Regions from separate parts of the Homo sapiens genome. Here region 2 is linked to region 1. A link is a loop called in an ENCODE intact Hi-C map of the cell type or tissue named here. Cell type or tissue: dorsolateral prefrontal cortex. All regions are shown on one strand. Each heading gives the region's core, and the rest is flanking DNA. Links, peaks and the distances in the headings are about the cores only.

Region 1 (8,833 bases), core at 1,823-6,822:
GATTAGTGTACTGCTACCCTTCTTAACAGGCACCTTGCTGGCCAGTAAGTGCCTGTTAAACTCCTACCTTTTTGGAGCTTTGGCTTTGAAGTTGGGCCAGGTGAACTTTTCCATACTTTTTTGTTTTGACACTTCCATCTTGGCCGCCTGTCTGGGCAGCCAGCCATTCTGATTATGCAGCCTGGAAACTGCCCTTACAGGGTCAAGTTGCTAAGTTGGACTTTAAGACTGCGGCTTTTTCCATGTGTTCTCTGTTTCCTTTGGCTGATGAGTGTATGGTCTGATCTTGGGTTTGCTGAACAAGAACAAGGCCTCTGAGCCATTCAGGAGATCAGAACAAGTCAGCTGATAAGGGAGTAGGTTCTGTGCTGAAAATAATGTATTTTAAAGTGTTTTCTCAGATATTTAACATTTCAGGGTGAAAGATTCCATTGAGCACAGTTTTCCATAATTCTAAGTTCACATGTGATCATAGAGGTGGCCACACACACTTCTTTCCAAAGTAGTAATTTACATATGTATGCCATTAGGTTCTGCTGCTTTCACTTCCACTCAACAATTTTTTATGCATCTGCTTTTAAAGATAGGGGTCTCGCTATTGCCCAACCTGGAGTGCAGTGGTGTGATCATAGCTCACTGCAGCCCTGAACTCCTGGGCTCAAGCCATCCTCCCACCTCAGCCTCCTGAGTAGTTGAGACCATAGTTGCATCACCATGCCCTGCTAATGAAAAAAAAATTTTTTTTTTTTTTTTGTAGAGACAGAGTCTTACTTTGCTGCCCAGGCTGATCTTGAACTCCTAGCTTCAAGTCATCCTCCTACCTAGGCCTCCCAAAGTGCTGGGATTACAGGTGTGAACCATTGTGCCTGGCCAGCACCTGTTTTTATGTATTACCACAGTCCATATTTTTACCTATTTTAATGGCAGTGTTATTTTCCATTGTACTCTTCCAAATGGTTCTTTTTAGATTATTGATTTTATTAAATCAATGGCTATTTTTTGAGTGCCAGGAAAAGTGCTGGGCAATGAGGAGACAGTGGTATGTTACACAGACAATTGTCCCTCCCGCTGTGGAGCTCCCAGTCAGATGGATTCTAGTTATAGGCCTATGAAATAGAGCTTCACTGACACCTAAAACAGCCCTGGAGAGGATGAGGAGTTTGTGCAGTCCCTAGCTCTGGTTCCTATTGCTGCCTTCTAAAATGCGGGGGGACGTCTTGGCAGGACAGTGTCAGTTCTGCTTGTAACTGTGCTCTCAGCAAAGCACAGGATGGAAACCCTGTGACCATGGCAGAGATGGCTCTGAAGTGGAGCTGCCGCAGCAGGGAGAACTGCTGTTTCCTAGGCAATACTCTGCTTAATATTTTTAGCATGTGGTCATGACAGAACTAAATGTGGTTTCTGATCCCAAATTGGTAATAAATGTAGCCATATTTAGAGTCAGAAACAATGCATTTAAAATCCTCTGCTCCTTAATTGTCCTGCCAAGTACTGAGTTTAGGTTTCTTTGTTTCTTGGCTACCTACCCAGCTTCCTACCATCCCTTGTAGAAGGTGCCCGGATTTTCTCTGGGCATTCGGTGGGATTGTGAAAGCCGTGAGTTATGGCTCCCTGAGCTGTGTTGAGAGGCATCTGATTTTTGTGTTTCTGCCCACATATGTAAATGTGTACATTTTAAAATTCATCTCCCTTTCAAGTTTTTAAGGATCTGGTATTATAAATAGTCTTGGGCTCTCAGGCATGTTAAAAATAAAATGTTGCAGTTGCTGACTTACCTGGAAGACATAGTTGATACCAACATGGTAGTAGCAAGTCCTGTGCTTGGTGACCCATCCTCGTATTGTTGCTAAGTGTTTCTGTAAGTAAATGCTATTTTCTTGGGGCTCCCCAATTAGTTTAAGGAGTACCCTAATTATTGCCTAGCTCATTATTACAAAGTTGTAATTAGTGTCTTTTTTTTTTTTTTGAGACAGAGTCTTGCTCTGTCGCCCAGGCTGGAGGGCAGTGGCTCGATCTCGGCTCACTGCAACCTCCGCCTCCCAGGCTCAAGCAATTCTCTTGCCTCAGGCTCCCGAGTAGCTGGGATTACAGGCACCCATCACCACACCTGGCTAATTTTTGTATTTTTAGTAGAGACGGGGTTTCACCGTGTTGGCCAGGCTAGTCTTGAACTTCTGCCTCAAGTGATCCACCTGCCTCGGCCTCCCAAAGTTCTGGGATTACAGGCATGAGCCACTGCACCCAGCCTCAACTAATTTTTGTATTTTTTAGTAGAGATGAGGTTTCACCATGTTGGCCAGGCTGGTCTTGAACTCCTGACCTCGGGTGATCCACCTGCCTCAGCCTCCCAAAGTTTTGGGATTACAGGTGTAAGCCACCATGCCCGGCCCCAACTAGTTTTTGTATTTTTTAGTAGAGATGAGGTTTCACCATGTTGGCCAGGCTGGTCTTGAACTCCTGACCTCATGTGATCCACCTGCCTCAGCCTCCCAAAATGCTAGGATTACAGGTGTGAGCCACTGCGCCTGTCCTTTTCTTTTTAATAATTATGCTGTCTGAGACTAAGATGTGGAAGGCCACATTATCCACTGAATGTGAACAGGACATCATCCACCTGAGGCAAGTGACAATATCTTTTGTATATTCTGTTCCATAGTATGGTGCCCAGTGTGCTCAAGGAACTGACATTAATGCTGAAATTATCTTTGTGTGGTATTTGCTTTTAGAGTGTGAGTGCTGAATGCTTGCAATAGAAATGGCAAACAAATTGTACTTACCAGTTAGCAGATAGTTCCTTTAGAACTATGGACTGGAAATCATACCTTCTTCCCTATTTTAGCCCCTTTAAGAGGCCCTGATGTTTTCTGGAAGCTTAGAGACATCAGGGGAAAGGAAAGATGAATTCTGATCTCTCCTCCCCTCGAACCCTGACCGTGGTATCTGGATGACTGTGGTGTGAAAGTCCCTGGTGTTCTTTGGGAGCAGGCTATAGAGAAAGCCCATCGCACATACTGTCAGGAGATCCAGTTACTATTTTAAAAGGGGAGGGAAGAAAAGCCCTGGGACCCTTAGTCCCTGGATGCTAGCTGCATCTGTCTACAGTGGTCCCAGCAGTCTAGGTCAGCTGCATTTGCCCCGGCTGTTCCTACTCTCCCTGACTCCCCCTTAGAGGTAGGAGAGTGGCAGCAGGAATTTGGAGACAGGCCTGAGTCATCAGGAAGCGGGACTCTGAAGTGTTTGATGTCAGTCAGCTGGCACTGATGCAGAGCCAGCCAGCATCGCTTAAAGGTTTCAATGGAAATGTGTCTGTAACCACCCAGAGTATAGTCCAGGTGTGTGGGCTGACTTGTGGCTCAGGGAAGCTAGTCTCCAAAGAGGGGCTTGGTTGTCAGAACAGAAGACAGTTCTGTATGGGGGTGAAGCCCTCGCTGCTTTTGCTTATCCTATTCTTTGCTCAGAATTTTCTCTAATAATAGTAGTGAGAGCTATAAGCTTTATGAGCCCTCATTTTGTGTCAGGCACTGTGCTATATGCTCTATGTCATCTCATTTAATATAGACAGTCATACTAAATAGTTACTATCAAGTCCTCTTATAGATGAAGGGGTTGAAACTTGTAGAGGTTAAGCATCTGGCCCAAAGTCACACAGCTAGTAGGGGAGACTTGGCTCAAAATCCAGAGCCTGCATTCTTCCTATTACACTGTAGTGGGTTGGAAGGGAATGGAGCTTCTTGTAACCTTGGTTGTTATCAGACATGGGCTGATCACTCCCGGTACCTCAGGCAGGGTCAAGGATCAGGTATAAGGAGTAGGTCCCCTTGTCTGTATCTTGCTAGGAGCTTACAGTCTAGGACCTACTGGAAAGTACAGACTAGGACCTGAGTATTCCTCTGATTCATCTGGTCAACTGCTGGTATGCTTAGGCAAGCCCCATTCACCAAAGAAGACTCCGTCTTTGTCTGCCATGTAGAAATACTTCTGTCTTGTGTATTTTCTGCATGGAGGGGCGAGGTGTCAAGTTCTTGCCAGACAGTTGGGTGTGTGTATATACGTGGTGTGTGTGGTTGTGGTTTGTGTGTGTGTGTGTGTGTATATGTGTGTGTGTGCCTGGCACTGGGCTCCATGAAGGGGAGCAGGGATGCTTTTGCTTCGTGTATAGCTAGGAAGCTTGAGTGATAGGAGTTTAAGGGATCAAGTCACAAAGGAAGCCTGGCTGCAATCTGAGTCAAGGGATTTCTTCTTCCTGAATGCCTGTGCCTATGCCTTGGCTGGTCTGTGCCAAGGGCATTTAGTAATCAAGGTGCCTGTGTGTGGTATGTGTGTGTGTGCGCGTGTGTGTGGTGTGTGTTTGTGTGTGGTGCAGAAACTAGAACATGGTAGAGGTGGGTCTTTCCACAAGAGGGCCCCAGTAGGCTCATTTAAAAATTTCTGTCCTTTCTACATATGGCTAGCCAGTTTTCCCAGCACCCATTCAGAGGTGGGAATTGAACAATGAGAACACATGGACACAGGAAGGGGAACATCACACACCGGGGACTGTTGTGGGGTTGGGGGAGGGGGGAGGGATAGCATTAGGAGATATACCTAATGCTAAATGACGAGTTAATGGGTGCAGCACACCAACATTGCACATGCATACATATGTAACAAACCTGCACATTGTGCACATGTACCCTAAAACTTAAAGTATAATAATAATAAAATTAAAAAAAAAATTTCTGTCCTGACACAAAATGTGCCTTTTTATTTATACTGTTGCAGAACAAATAAAATGATGAGTCCAGTTTCTGTGGCTGATTTCACAGACCCCTCGAGAGACAGCACGGCTATGGAAAGAGCATGGCTTTGGGGCCAAACTGGCTTTGAATTCTGACTCTACTGCTCTGTGGCTGCATGAACTCTGGCACGTTACTTAACCTCTCTGAATTTTGGTCCCCTCATGGGTAAAATGAGCAGCATATTGGAACCACCTCAGAGGGTTGTCGTGAAGAGTAAATGAACTAATACTTTGCTTGCAACATGGAAAGTTCTCTATAAATGTTGACTATAATTATTATTTGACAGAATTAATTTTCCTCTGGGATGCCCAGATAGTATATTTGAATGCTGGGGGAAGGGGTGGCACTAGGGTATTTCTCTGTCTCCGCCATGGCGGAGTTATTATTACATTTCCACAAAGTGGAAGGACTAAAGCCTCCGGGCAGTCTGAGGCATGGCTGAGAGCCCAGAGAAGGTAGAATTGTGTCTGATGGGAGTTTCTTCTTAGAAATTTTACCTCCCTGCCCCCTCCTTCTGCTGGAGTGACTGATGCCCATCATTGTCCTGAGGTCATGTGTGTTGTGGGGTAGCTCTTCATCAATCATAGGAACTTATGTATGGTATTGAAGAATCCCTCTGTTGCACCCATGGAGGAATTTTTTTTTCTCTTTTCTCATTAAGACTTTAGTGAAATGTTGAAAAATCACATTTAGAAATGTGGCCTCAAATCTTCAAAATTTAGTGGACCCATTGAGCCTTTTGGAGTGGCCTACCCTTGTGCCTCTATGTCTTCATCTGTGGACACTCTTTTGAAGGGCCCTCTGACTGCCTCATTGCCAAATCCAGTGACTGATCTCCTGACATTGTTGCCTACAACTGGATTTTCTCAGGATTCTCCACTCTTTTGACCTGTGTAGGTCTGCACTAATCATGTGGCTGCTCCTCTGGTTTCCTTGCTTGCTCCCTTTTCCTAACGTGCAGCCATGAGTTGAAGACTATGCTTGGTCCGCTGTCCTTTTCTCTCTAAGGTTTCTCCCTAGAAAGATAGTCGCTCTGCTCCTGTTGCTTTGATGATCACCTCTGTGTTGATAGCACTGAAACTCTTGCCCTGCCTTAGCCCTGTCTACCTCTTCGTCTTCAACAGGTATGAGGTTGCCACAGCCTTCCTGGATCCATTGATAAGTTCCACGCCTAATGGCATTGAATTCCAATTGTTCTCTATGTAGGTATTGAGTGCCTGCCATGTCTTCTGGGTCTTTAGCAGTCCAAATAAAGATTGAGCCTTAAGCTCACTTCTAGCATTCAGATTCTTTGCAAGCTGTGGCCAAGTAGGAGAGATCTGGAGAGGGCCAGGCTAGGCTTTTTATTCAGTCACTCTGCTTGTCATGTGATTTCTTTTTTTTCTAATTTTGAGACAGAGCCTCACTCTGTCACCCAGGCTAGAGTGCAGAGGCATGATCTCGGCTCACTGCAACCTCTGCTTCCTAGGTTCAAGAGATTCTCCTGTCTCAGCCTCCCGAGTAGCTGGGATTACAGGCGTGCACCATGACACCCGGCTAATTTTTTTGTATTTTTAGTAGAGATGGGGTTTTGCCATGTTGGCCAGGCTGGTCTCGAGCTCCTGACCTCAAGTGATCTGCCTGCCTTGGCCTCCCAAAGTACTGGGATTACAGGTGTGAGCCACCATGCCCGATTGTGTCATGTGATTTCTTTTCATTGGATGCACTAACTTTTGTCGCTGTGATTGCAGTTTTTTTTTTTTTTTTTTGCTAGTTTGTTTAGCTCCCTTCTTGAAGATCTGTATTCTTCTCTACTGGAGTGGGAATGGAGTAGGTCGTGTTCCACCTCTGGGAGTACAGAGAAAGGGCTAGGAATGCTCCTCACTGCCCTTCCCATTTCATCCCATCCCATGTTGTCTTCCTTCCAGGTGCCTATTCCCAGCTGGGCCTGTGGAGCCCTTCTTGGCTCCCTGTGCCCTCTGGCAGGGCTAACATCTGTACTGCCACTGTTCTCCCTTGCAGGCTGCACGGTGGATTTTGTAGCTCTCTGTAGCTCTTTGTAGCTCTCTGGTTAGGCAGAGGCTTGGATCCATTGTGAACCCTCTACCCTCCAACAGCCTCCTCTAATAACCTTTTTTCTTGGGTGCCTTGGGTTTGTTGAGAGCAGTCCCTCTTTGCTTGGCCCTAGGCATGACTTCAAAACATAGGGGAGATATTATCCCCATTGTACAAATGGCCACTGGCTCAGGGATGTTCCAGTCCAGCCACCTTGCCAGCTGGGGGCTGGACTAGTTAGAAGCCACATTTGTTTTGCTGTTCAAAGACTTTCCATTTAATTGCTGTCTGCCTCTTGACTTTCTGTTTAGTATTGTCTCAGGCGGGAAAAGCTTGTTTGCCTGACTATTACAAACTTGTTTTTCTTGTCCTTCAAATTATTCTTTAAAATTCCATTTCTTTTCTTAAGCCTTTGCACGTTGTTCTCCCTTGTCAGGGGCGTCCTTTCAGTGTCCTCTTTGCGTTGTTTCTCCAGCTTCATATTTGTCTGCTTAAATTAGGTAGTGCACTTCTGTTTGTGTAGAGGTGAGTGACTGTATGTGTGCATATGAGTTTGTGCAGCCCATAAATAGTAATGAATGTGTGTCTGTGGAAGAGCTCATCCTCTAACCTTCAGTTTGTAAAGCAGGTGATTGTCTTACAGCTGTTCCTGCAGCTGGCAGTTCTGCATGTTGGTGGCTTGGCTCTCTGGATGCCAATATGCTAGGAAAAGCACTGAGTGGGCTGGGTCTGCCTTGGGGCTCAGCAGAAAACTGCCTCGGGTTTCTCCATTTTCAGCCAGGAGGGTCATCCTTTAACATTTATTTCCTTTACCTCCTGGGAGTAGCTACCCAACAAAAGGCTTTGGTCCTCATTTGAGGCATGGGTCAGCTGGACAGTGTGTGGATCTAACAGGGAGCAGGAGCTTTGGAGAGTAGTTGCCTGGCCTGGCTCTGATGGGCTGCGGGTCCAGGGCAGCAGTCATCATTTCCATTCCAATGATGGAGTGGGCCGGGCACCGAGGCTCAGGACTGTAATCCCAACACTTTGGGAGGCTGACATGGGTGGATCAGTTGAGCCCAGGAGTTCGAGACCAGCCTGGGCAACATGGTGAAACCCCATCTCTACAAAAATAATAAATTTTAAAAAGCCAGGTATGGTGGCACACCATATCTGCTACTCGGTAGTAGTCCCAGCTACTCAGGAGGCTGAGATGGGAGGATTGCTTGAGCTTGGGAAGCAGAGGTTGCAGTGAGCTGAGATTGTGTCATTGCACTCCAGCCTGGGTGACAGAGTGAGGCCCTGTCTCAGAAAACAAACAAAACAACTAATAAAAAAATGGAGTGATGATTAGATGCTAGGTGCTGTACCCAGTACTTCCTATTCATTGCTTTATTTAATCCTCGCTACCAACCTTTGAAGTAGAAATTCTTAATGTACCTATTTTATAGGTGAAGAAACTGAGGCCTAGTGAAGTTGTGTCCAAGATCACATAGCTAGGAAGTGGCAGAGCCAAGAATTGGCCTTAGGTCTGTCTGACTTCAAGTCCATGTGTTATACTACCCAGTGTTTTTGTTTCTTTTGTCTCTTTGCTTCAGTTTCTTCCTTATAAAATGGAAGTAGGAATTCTTGCCCTTTCACTTTTCCCAGGAGATTCAGGAAAACAAATACATGAACATACAGTGTAGGTTAATAACATGAGCATTTTATAAGATGGAATTCCAAGGGCTCCATGGCAGGCTACTGAGTTGGCTTTGCTTGTCCAGGACACTTAGAACCTTTTCCAGTTCTTTCTGTGCTCTGGTCCTGAAACTCAGCTACTGCCCATGGGTCCTGCCAGGTGTGTCAGAAGCTGCCAGAGACCCAGCAATACTGCTCCCTCTCCCTTTATTGGCTTCTTGCCATCCTCATCCCATTCTTTTGTTTTCCATTCTGGAGAAAAGACATTAAGAAGAGACGTCTTGTTTACACAGGGCCCAATCCCCACCCCCAGTCTTGTCTGAATTGTGTGGAAGACATGAGGCACTGAGAGAGGTGGGGGC
Region 2 (8,833 bases), core at 1,526-6,525, 180 kb after region 1:
TGACACAGGGCTGTGTTGGAGAGCTACCAGATGACCCTCAGGAAGGTGATTTGCTGCCCCTCCCTCTGAGGTTCCCTTTATCTCCTCAGAGGTGGGCAGATGATTGTGTCTGTGTGTGTGTATTGTGTGTGTGTCTGTCAGTAGGGTCTAGAGACCCTCTTGTGAGTTGCTGTTACTGTGGTGAGGAGTGGGTGTCTCATAGTTGCTTACGTGGGTGGCTTCCAGTTGGGGGCTGTACATGAAGGGGTCAGATGATAGCCCTGCCTTTCCCCAGTGTCCAGATGGAACTCCTGAGGCCATACAGGTCCCAACACAAAGTGATGTGCAGCTCATGTGTTTTGTTATTCCTGGAAGCTTGACTTTGTAGTGGAAGATTTGTACAGTGTTTTTTTTGTTTTGTTTTTTGTTTTTTGTTGTTGTTGTTGTTAAACCTATTCCATTTTTATTCAATTCGGTAATTGTATCTTTTTTTTTTTTTTAAGATAGAGTCTTGCTCTGTTGCCCAGGCTGGAGTGCAGTGGCGTGATCTCAGCTCACTGAAACCTCTACCTCCTGGGTTCAAGCGATTCTCCTGCCTTAGCCTCCCGAGTAGCTGAGATTACAGGTGCCTGACACCACACCAGCTAACTCTTGTATTTTTAGTAGAGACGGGGTTTCACCATGTTGGCCAGACTAGTCTTGGACTCCTGATTTCAAGTGATCTGCCCGCCTCAGCCTCCCAAAGTGCTGGGATTACAGGCGTGAGCCACTGCGCCCAGCCAATTGTTTGTATCTTAACTGATTGATTACCTAGCCCCACTCATCCCTGGATGGCAGGCAAATATAGATGTCTCTTGAACCCATCTATTTCAGGATTACACATCCTGCAAATTCTTGCTTTCCCAGATGATGGAGGCCACACATTAAGGCATAAGCAAGGTGGGGCCACCAGAGGAAATCTTTCTTTCTGGGCAAGAAGGTGAGCTGCACTTCATCAGGTGAATGATTGAGCCTGGCCCCATATACCCCTGAGATGTGCCCTCTGCCCTCAGTGCATGGCATCATCTCAGAGGCATTTCAGAAGAAAAATAATAGTTTTTTCCTGTTCTAAGGGAATGAAAAGAGTATTTGTTGCACTTAGAAATGTCACGAGGACGCGTGAGTGAGCACATCCCTCTGCTGTGCCTCTGGTGTCCTGGTCTGGCCTGGCAGTCTCAATCACAGAAGCTCTCTTCAGTTACACCTTAGCATTTCCTTGGCCCCCATCTAACTAGTCACCCTCATCCTTATTCCCATCCTAGAGCTCTGCCTTTTCCAGTTGTTTTCCTTTTCAGAAATTCAAGCTTACTTTTCAGCCCTTGTTGTTCCGGTTGGTTGACCCTGGAGCAGGATTTCCGTGCACATACCTTGTTGGCCCTGCCACCCGTGCAGCGGCACAGGACCCCACACTCAAAAGGGCCCGTGCTTGGCTTCATGCTCTGTTCTCACTGTCTTGAAATTTCTGATAATTCTTGAACAAAAGGCCCTACGTTTTCATGTTGCACTTGGGCCTGAAAATTATGTAGCCAGCCCTGAGCCCAAGGGTGAAGTCAGCCCCGGGGTGTGTGCTGGGCAGCAATCTCCTGGGCCCCCTGGCCGAGCTGGGCTGCCTTCCCTGTGGTCAGCTCCTTCAGTCCCCTTCCACCCAGACACTTGCTTAGCTTCAGTTAGCTAAAATATGACCTCTGACTCTTGGCTGATTGCCCAAATTGCTGTCACCCTGACCCAAACTCTTTGGTTTTTGCAAATGCAATCACTTCCATTTTTGCAGCCTGCCCCACCCCCAGCCCATCTCCCTGCAAGATTTACAGAGTAGCAGCTGCTGTCGTCCCTCTGCACACAGACAGCTGACTTGCCTGCTGATTGTGAACATCCCAGTAATCCAAGTGCTAATGGTATTTATTTAGTCCAGCCGGCTTAGCCCTGAACAAGGTTTATTCTCATTTATCGCATCGGAGATGAGCTACGTCCTTAATATCCTTCTGTTGACTTTGAGCACACCAGCGCCACTGATGTCACTTTGAGGCGTGCCAGGCCCCCGCCCCCTTAACTCAGATCCCCAACTGTCAGGACACCTACCTTCCAGCCAGCAGGACTGGTCCCTCCAGGGGTGGGCCGCAGCTCTGGTCCAGAGTCCATAGGCTGGAGGAGGATGGGGCTGCCATACATGATATGTGCTCGAGGCATCCAGGCCAAATAAAGCTGTGCTCTCAAAGATGTGGTCTGGCCTCTTTGTGTAGTGAGCCTACTGTAATTATCTTTTGGCCACAGTGCATTGGCTAGCAGTGTGGCATTTTGGCATTCATTAACTGTTCTGTCTTTTACATGGGTAGTCCTAGCTCTGCCTCACAGGTGAAAACTTGCCCAAGGCCATGAGCCATTCATTGCTTATGAGATTCCCAGCAAGGGTCCTGCAGGCCCTGGTCCTTGCACATCCAGAGGCCTCACTCTGAGCTGTTTTGGTAGTTGCCTCCCCCAGCCCCAGGCTGTGAGCATTTAAAGCCCAAGGCAGAGCTGACTGGCGAGAGGGTCTGTTTCTAGGAGCAGATTCTACCCTTGGTGGGTGATTGCTCAGGAAACCTTCAGCTCTACTGGCCCTGCCTGGATGGACTGAGGAGCAGCTGGAAGCGCAAGCCTCATCTTCCCCCTCTTCCTCTGCTGTGTTTCTTCAACCCCTTGCCTGGGCAGCCCTAAAAGGCCACTTCACAGGGTGGCCTTTTAGGAAACTCCTGAAGCTGTGGGAACCCTGGGGTAAGGCCTGGAGTTCCCAGGGTTCCATGGGTACCTCGTTTAAGCTGATCATGTGAAGAGGCCAGGCAGGGCATGGGCCCAGGGCTGCCAAGGCTGTGCACTGTCACAGCCCATGTTTGGCCCATGGTCCTGCCGTACCCACAGACTTGGCTGTGGGTGAAAACATGAATTTATTGCCTTATGAACCTGATTTCAGCAATTTACAAAAGGTCAGACTTTCTCTTTTCTCTCCGATTTACTTATCTGATGTTGGAGCTCTCTTCTCTCCTACTCTAAATGGGGTGGGAAGAGCCTGCCTGAGGGGGACAGAGTGGGTGGGACTGGGCTGCTGCTGGCTTGGCTGTGGGTGGCTCCCGACCCACATCAGCCCACCTTCTGAAGAGAAGGGACTTCTCTTTGCCCTGGTCACAGTGCAGAAAGTGGAAGGGCTTTGGTTGCCCAGCCCTGGGTGATTAACTGAGGCTGCGATGATGGGGTGCTGTGATGAGCTTTGTGCTGTCTTTGGAGGGCCTTGTCTCTGCTGCTCTGAGGGCCCATGAGGGATGGGACTCCTTGGCAGTGCTCCCAAAGGCTGATGCGATGTCAGATCTCTCAGCCCCCTTGGGGAAGCAGCATTTGATGTTTGTGTGAATCTCTCAGCGTGGTCGTCTTCTCTTCCTGGACCCTCCTGTCATGGGTGAGCGTTCCTTAGGCACATGATGGCAGAGACAGCCCTAATTAGCTCATGCTTTGATGAAACAGCTGCCTGTCTCAAGTCGTGGGGGGCAGGGGAGCAGCTCAGCTCCCAGGCCCCCCTGCGCCAGCGCCTGCCTGCCTATCTGGAGAGGAGCTGTCAGCCTCCCTTCCCCAGGGACTCTGGCCCATCTCCAGGCTGCTCTGCAGACACAGGGGTGGAGTTGCTGTGGGACGGGCTGGCACCCACCCTGTACTTCCTTTCTGGCTGAGAGGCTACAGAGTGACACGTGGTACAAAGGAGCTTTTCTCTTTAGAAAGCTGGCTCAGCGTGCTCGGTCTGCTCTGGACCTTGAAGCTTGTTCCTGGTCAGAATAGAAGTGGGGAGCTATCTTCATTCCATTCAGCCAGCTTTGGGGGCACGCCTGCTGTGTGTCGGGCCCTCTCCTGTACGGTGGCACAGTGTGTCTTTTCTGGGTTTAGGACCAGGAGCCAGCTCCTTCTGATTTGTCTTTGTTTCCTTATACCCTGGCTCACTCTCAAGGACACCGTGAGGGCCCCCTGGCCAGGAGGGTTGGGAGTTAGGAGGAACAGGTGCTTTTTGGGTCTCTGGGAGCTTGTGGTCATGCCAAGGGCAGGCAGCCAGAGGCATGCGGTGGCTTTGGTAGACTGCGGTGTCCTTTGTGGGCTAGTTGGATGGGTGTGACAGCCACCATCTGACTGCTGGCTTGGCCCCTTCACTTGTTGTTGGCCTCAGGCTTTTGTGTGCCTGTCCCCTCTTTTCTCTGGGGCCTCACATGTGGGCTGCTGAGAGGGGAGCCCTGACCTGCCCAAGGGCCTGACTATCTGGTCCCTGTGCTTGACACTTGCTCCTTAATTGATCCCTAATGCAATCTTGAAAAGCAAGGAGCCTGCAAAAGGGCATCCTGTGAGGGATCCCGGCCTTGTCCCCTGCATGGCACCCTGCCCTGATGGGGGTCCCCGCCAGGCCCCTCATCCCTTCATCTGGGAGGTCTGGGCCTGAAATGTTTTAATCACATCACTATTTCTCTAGCCCAGAATGGGGAGAGGAGTTCCAGAGGCAGCTCAGGGTTTTGAGTACTTTAGTGCAGTATGTTTATCTATTGATATGTTCATGGTTGTGTACACGTGTTGTTCATTCGTTCGTTCGTTCAGTCGTTCATTCATTCCCTACTGTCCAGGGACCTGTGACGTGGCAGGCTCTGTGCTGAGTGCTGAGAATACAGGGCAGAGAAGCTGACAGTAGCTGCTGTTATAGAGTGGGAGCCCAGTGGGAGGCATTGGGTTGTCCTGTTTTAGGATCTGCCTGGGTATTCAGAGGCTCCTGTCTCTTGCACTTTCTTCCTGCCTTCTCCCGCAAGCATTTTCTATGTGCAGTCTGAGTGCCGACCCAGGAGAGGAGAGGGATGGGGCCCTGGCCTTGGGGCACCAGACCCAGAGGGGAACAGACCCATTAGTAATTGCCCCAGTGTGTGATGTGCTTGGGTCATGGAGGAAGGAACATCCGGCACTGGCTTGGGAAGCGCCAAGAAAGGCTTCCTACGGGAGGGACGCTGAAGGAGCACCTTCGGCATCGAAATGTCTTTACAGTAGTAGAGGTTGTTCACCTTCCCAGCCCACTCCAGCCCCTTGGCTGCTGGGGAGTGGGGGCTGGCATGGGAGCACTCAGCCCTGTCACCTGTGCTGTGGGCCGCTGTTCCCACGTGGGTCTGTGCCAGATGGTCTTTGTTTCCCCAGCTGAGTTTGACTTGCCCCGTGTGGGAACCTCTGTTGTTCTTGTTTCTCCCCAGGGATGGCTGACATGGGCTCAGTTCCCTGACCATCCGATCCCTGGGCTGGGCAGGGTAGTCATGCTGTCCTGTGCTTCTTCCCCAGCAACCCCAAGGTCCAGGTGGAGGCCATCGAAGGGGGAGCCCTGCAGAAGCTGCTGGTCATCCTGGCCACGGAGCAGCCGCTCACTGCAAAGAAGAAGGTGTGTTTCCATGCCCTTCCTCCTGCCCAGCCTCCAGGACACGTGTGGGGCCTGAAAGGAAAGGGTTCCTGTCCAGGCTGTGCATGTTACCATGGGGGCCTGAGCATCATCTGCTGGGTGGCACAGGGGGAGAAGTTACACTCAACTAAAGCAGATGGCAGTGTGCCGAGGTGACTAGAGGCCTGGGGGCAGCTCCTGTGCTGTGGCCTTGGGCCCTACTCCTGGCCTCCCACCCTTGGCCTCTGTTTACCTCCCATTTACTCACTTGGTAATGTTGAAGGTGTCTGAGTCCCTCCTGGCCTCACAGTCCTGGGTTCTGGGGTATAGCTGTAACTGAGGTGGGGCCGGGAGGAATGGGGACTAATTTGGGGCACCTCTGCCTGCCTTCCCTGGGCCTCAGGGCAGGTCCAGCTCGCTTGGCCCCTCACCTACCCCTGGGTCTGTGCCCCCAGGTCCTGTTTGCACTGTGCTCCCTGCTGCGCCACTTCCCCTATGCCCAGCGGCAGTTCCTGAAGCTCGGGGGGCTGCAGGTCCTGAGGACCCTGGTGCAGGAGAAGGGCACGGAGGTGCTCGCCGTGCGCGTGGTCACACTGCTCTACGACCTGGTCACGGAGAAGGTGAGTGCCCAGGCCCACCCAGTCTCCTCTTGTTTGCTTTGTGTGTGCTTCTGGGTGGATGGACAGACAGATGGAAGAGACTGCGGACGTCACTTGTTTGCTTTGTGTGTGCTTCTGGATGGATGGACAGACAGACAGTTGGAAGAGATTGGGGACGTCAGGGAGTATGTCATGTGAGATGTGGTGGCTAAGCTGAAACCTGAGGGCTGATGAGGAGTGGGAGGTGGCCCTGCCAGCCATGGTCACGGCCAAGTGTGCAGGCAGAGGGCTCAGTATGAGGCAAGCCTTGGAGCAGCCGAGACCAGGCCCCGAGGGGACAAAAGGCTGAGGGGGTAGAACAGCCCAGAGCTCCTTCGAATGGCACTCACTCTTCGGATTCTAGAAACGTGGAGGTGCCTCCTCTGTGAGCTTTGGCTCTGGGCAGGGCCTCAGAGTGGCTGCCCTTGAGAGTCTCAGGGACCCAATTGCTTGCCACTTGGGAGGAGACTTGGTGCCCAGCCCTGTTTGCAAGCTTGAAGAAGCATCTTAATTAAGGAGGAGAGAGGAAAACCAGCCAGGCCTGGATTCTTAATTCAGCTACTGCAGAGAGCATTGGCAGGGCTTCCTCAGTTGCCTCTCTCGGGCCACACGCTCCCCAGAAGAGCCGCATGCCGACTAGTGGAGCAGGGCTGGGCAGCCGCTGGAACTGCTGCCGAATGGTGGAGGCTGGGCCCCTCACTCCCTCTGCACACGCCTCCCCCAGGCCTTCTCTCCCAGGCAGTGTCGGGATGGCTGTGGCCACCTCTGTCCATCACTGTCTCTCCCCAACTCTCTGTCTTTGCCTGTTTCTCTCTCTTCTCTTGTTAAAGCTGCAGAAATCCAGTTTCTTAGAACAGCAGGCAGCCATGTGGTGCTCAGATCCAATTGATAAGGCCTGGGCACAGTTCAGGTTCTGGGACTGGGCCAGTGAGCCTGGAGAAGGACATGTCAGCTGGCTGGGCATTTCCCAGGGAAACTGGGCTCTGTTCTCTGGTGTCTTGGGTGTGTGTCCCTGCTGCCCCCAGCCCTGGCATCCTGGGCACTATGGCACTGACACATTGCTAGCACACTACCACCAGGCAGGCTCACCAAGGCTGCCCCGAGGCTGCCGGCCCCGGGAGCCTGCCTCTGGAAGCTTTGGGGTGCTGACATGATTGGGGAGGGGAGGACTGGCATCTCTCTACAAACAGTACAGAAATGGCCCTCTTCTTTCAGGGAGGACAGCAGATAAATTTCAGCCAGAGAGATTTAGGACACACTGTACTTGGGCTGAGGCAGTCAGGGCTTCTCTGTTCTTGTGATTTCTTTTTTCTTTTTTCTTTTCTTTTCTTTTTTCTTTTTTTTTTTTTTTTTTGAGACAGGGTCTCTCTCTGTCACCCAGTGGCACGATCTTGGCTCACTGTAAACTCTGCCTCCCAGACTCAAGTGATCCTCCCACCTCAGCCCCCTGAGTAGCTGGGACTACAGGTCCATGCCACCATGCCTGGTTAATTTTGTTCGTTTTTTGTAGACAGGGTCTCACTATGTTGCTCAGGCTGGTCTTGAACTCCTGGGCTCAAGCAGTCCTGCCTCAGCTTCCCAAAGTATTGGAATTATAGGCGTGAGTCACTAAGTCCAGCCTCTTGCAGCGCTTAAGAATGAAGACCTAGCCAAGCTAGGGGTGGGTCCAGAGCTGCCTGAAGGTGGAGGGACATGAGCTGTCCACCACGATGGAGGGGTGCCATGCAGCTCGGGGATCACTGCAGCATGTTGTCATGACAGCCAAGGACTGTGGAATTCCCATGGGCAATGTGACACCCCCATCAGGGTGCTGGGGTCTGCCAGGCCCCAGGCAGTCCTCATATGTACCTTGGCCTGTGAGAGGACCTCTACTGAGAGACCATGCCCTGACATCTGGGCTTCTGCAGTGGTGAGATGCCTGCCTGGGGTTTGGATTCCATGGCCTCTGGTGCATCTGAGGAGCTGAAGGGCCGCAGGGGGACCCTGCCTGCCTGTGCTGCCTGCTGTGCCGGGTGCTGGGAAAATAATCCGCAGTCCCTGTCGTCCCTGAGCTTTCAGGCAGATGTTTATCAGAGAATTCCCCTGAGCTTGTGTTGTAGTCTGTCTGCTGCTGCTTTAACAGAATACCCGGGACTGGATAATATAAAGAAAAGGCAGTTTTTGGCTCATGATTCGGGAGGCTGGGAAATCCACGATTGGGTGGGTGCATCTGGCGGGAGCCTTTGTGTTGCATGACAACATTGTGGAAGGTGAGAGGGCAAGAGCACTTGCGGAAAAAAGCATGCTGGGCCGGGCTTGCTCTCTAGAATAACAACCGCTCTCCCGTAAGGAACCCGCTGCCCTCCTGACCTAGGCAGCTCCTCTCAATACTGCTGCCTTGGGAATTAAGCTTCCAACACTTGAACTTTTAGGGAACACACTCAAACCACAGCAGCATATAAGCAGAGAAGGCCAGTCAGGGGAGGCCGGTCAGTGGCGGTGAGGTGTGCAGGGAGCCGTGGAGTGAATGGGGCCAATGCGGGGGTGCACCTGGAAGTCGGAGCTGCGCCTCCAGAGGCCCCAGGGGAGAGTTAGAGTGACAGGAGTGGGTGTGAGTGGGTCCAGGCCGCGCACAGTGGGGGCAGAGCCTGCAGAGCCTCGCAGTCCCAGGGAAGGGATTGATTTTGTCTTTATCACCCGCAATGCCAGGCTGTGAGGGTTTGGGGGCTGGAGGAGAGGGTGAGAGCAGGAGGCACTGGATCGCAGGACACAAGGGACAAAGGTG

What was found. Peaks named below come from ENCODE experiments on the same cell type or tissue, not always from the same donor. Only the 100,000 strongest peaks of a DNase experiment are listed, where the experiment ranks them.
Region 2: it touches region 1 in a loop (2.3-fold over the local background); 4 of 110 quality-filtered maps call a loop at or near these places.

What each region holds. Positions count from the first base shown.
Region 1 is chr5:139,133,403-139,142,235 of GRCh38, reverse strand. The region is part of intron 1 of SIL1 (SIL1 nucleotide exchange factor); the gene reads left to right. Among named protein-coding and RNA genes, the nearest start is that of SIL1, 61 kb to the left of the region's middle. In dorsolateral prefrontal cortex, for the core only: a CTCF peak has its summit at 4,413 (motif pointing right); a DNase peak (open chromatin) is centred at 3,235; H3K27ac peaks cover 3,573 bases.
Region 2 is chr5:138,948,389-138,957,221 of GRCh38, reverse strand. It overlaps SIL1 (SIL1 nucleotide exchange factor), which reads left to right. Exons shown (of 10, transcript NM_022464.5): 8 at 5,338-5,434; 9 at 5,887-6,051. LOC124901079 (a long non-coding RNA gene) reads right to left here and starts at 5,340. Exons shown (of 2, transcript XR_007058954.1): 1 at 1-5,340. RefSeq lists enhancers at 2,907-3,844, 7,509-8,373. In dorsolateral prefrontal cortex, for the core only: a CTCF peak has its summit at 3,651; DNase peaks (open chromatin) are centred at 1,821, 3,651 and 4,054; H3K4me3 peaks cover 1,568 bases; H3K27ac peaks cover 5,000 bases.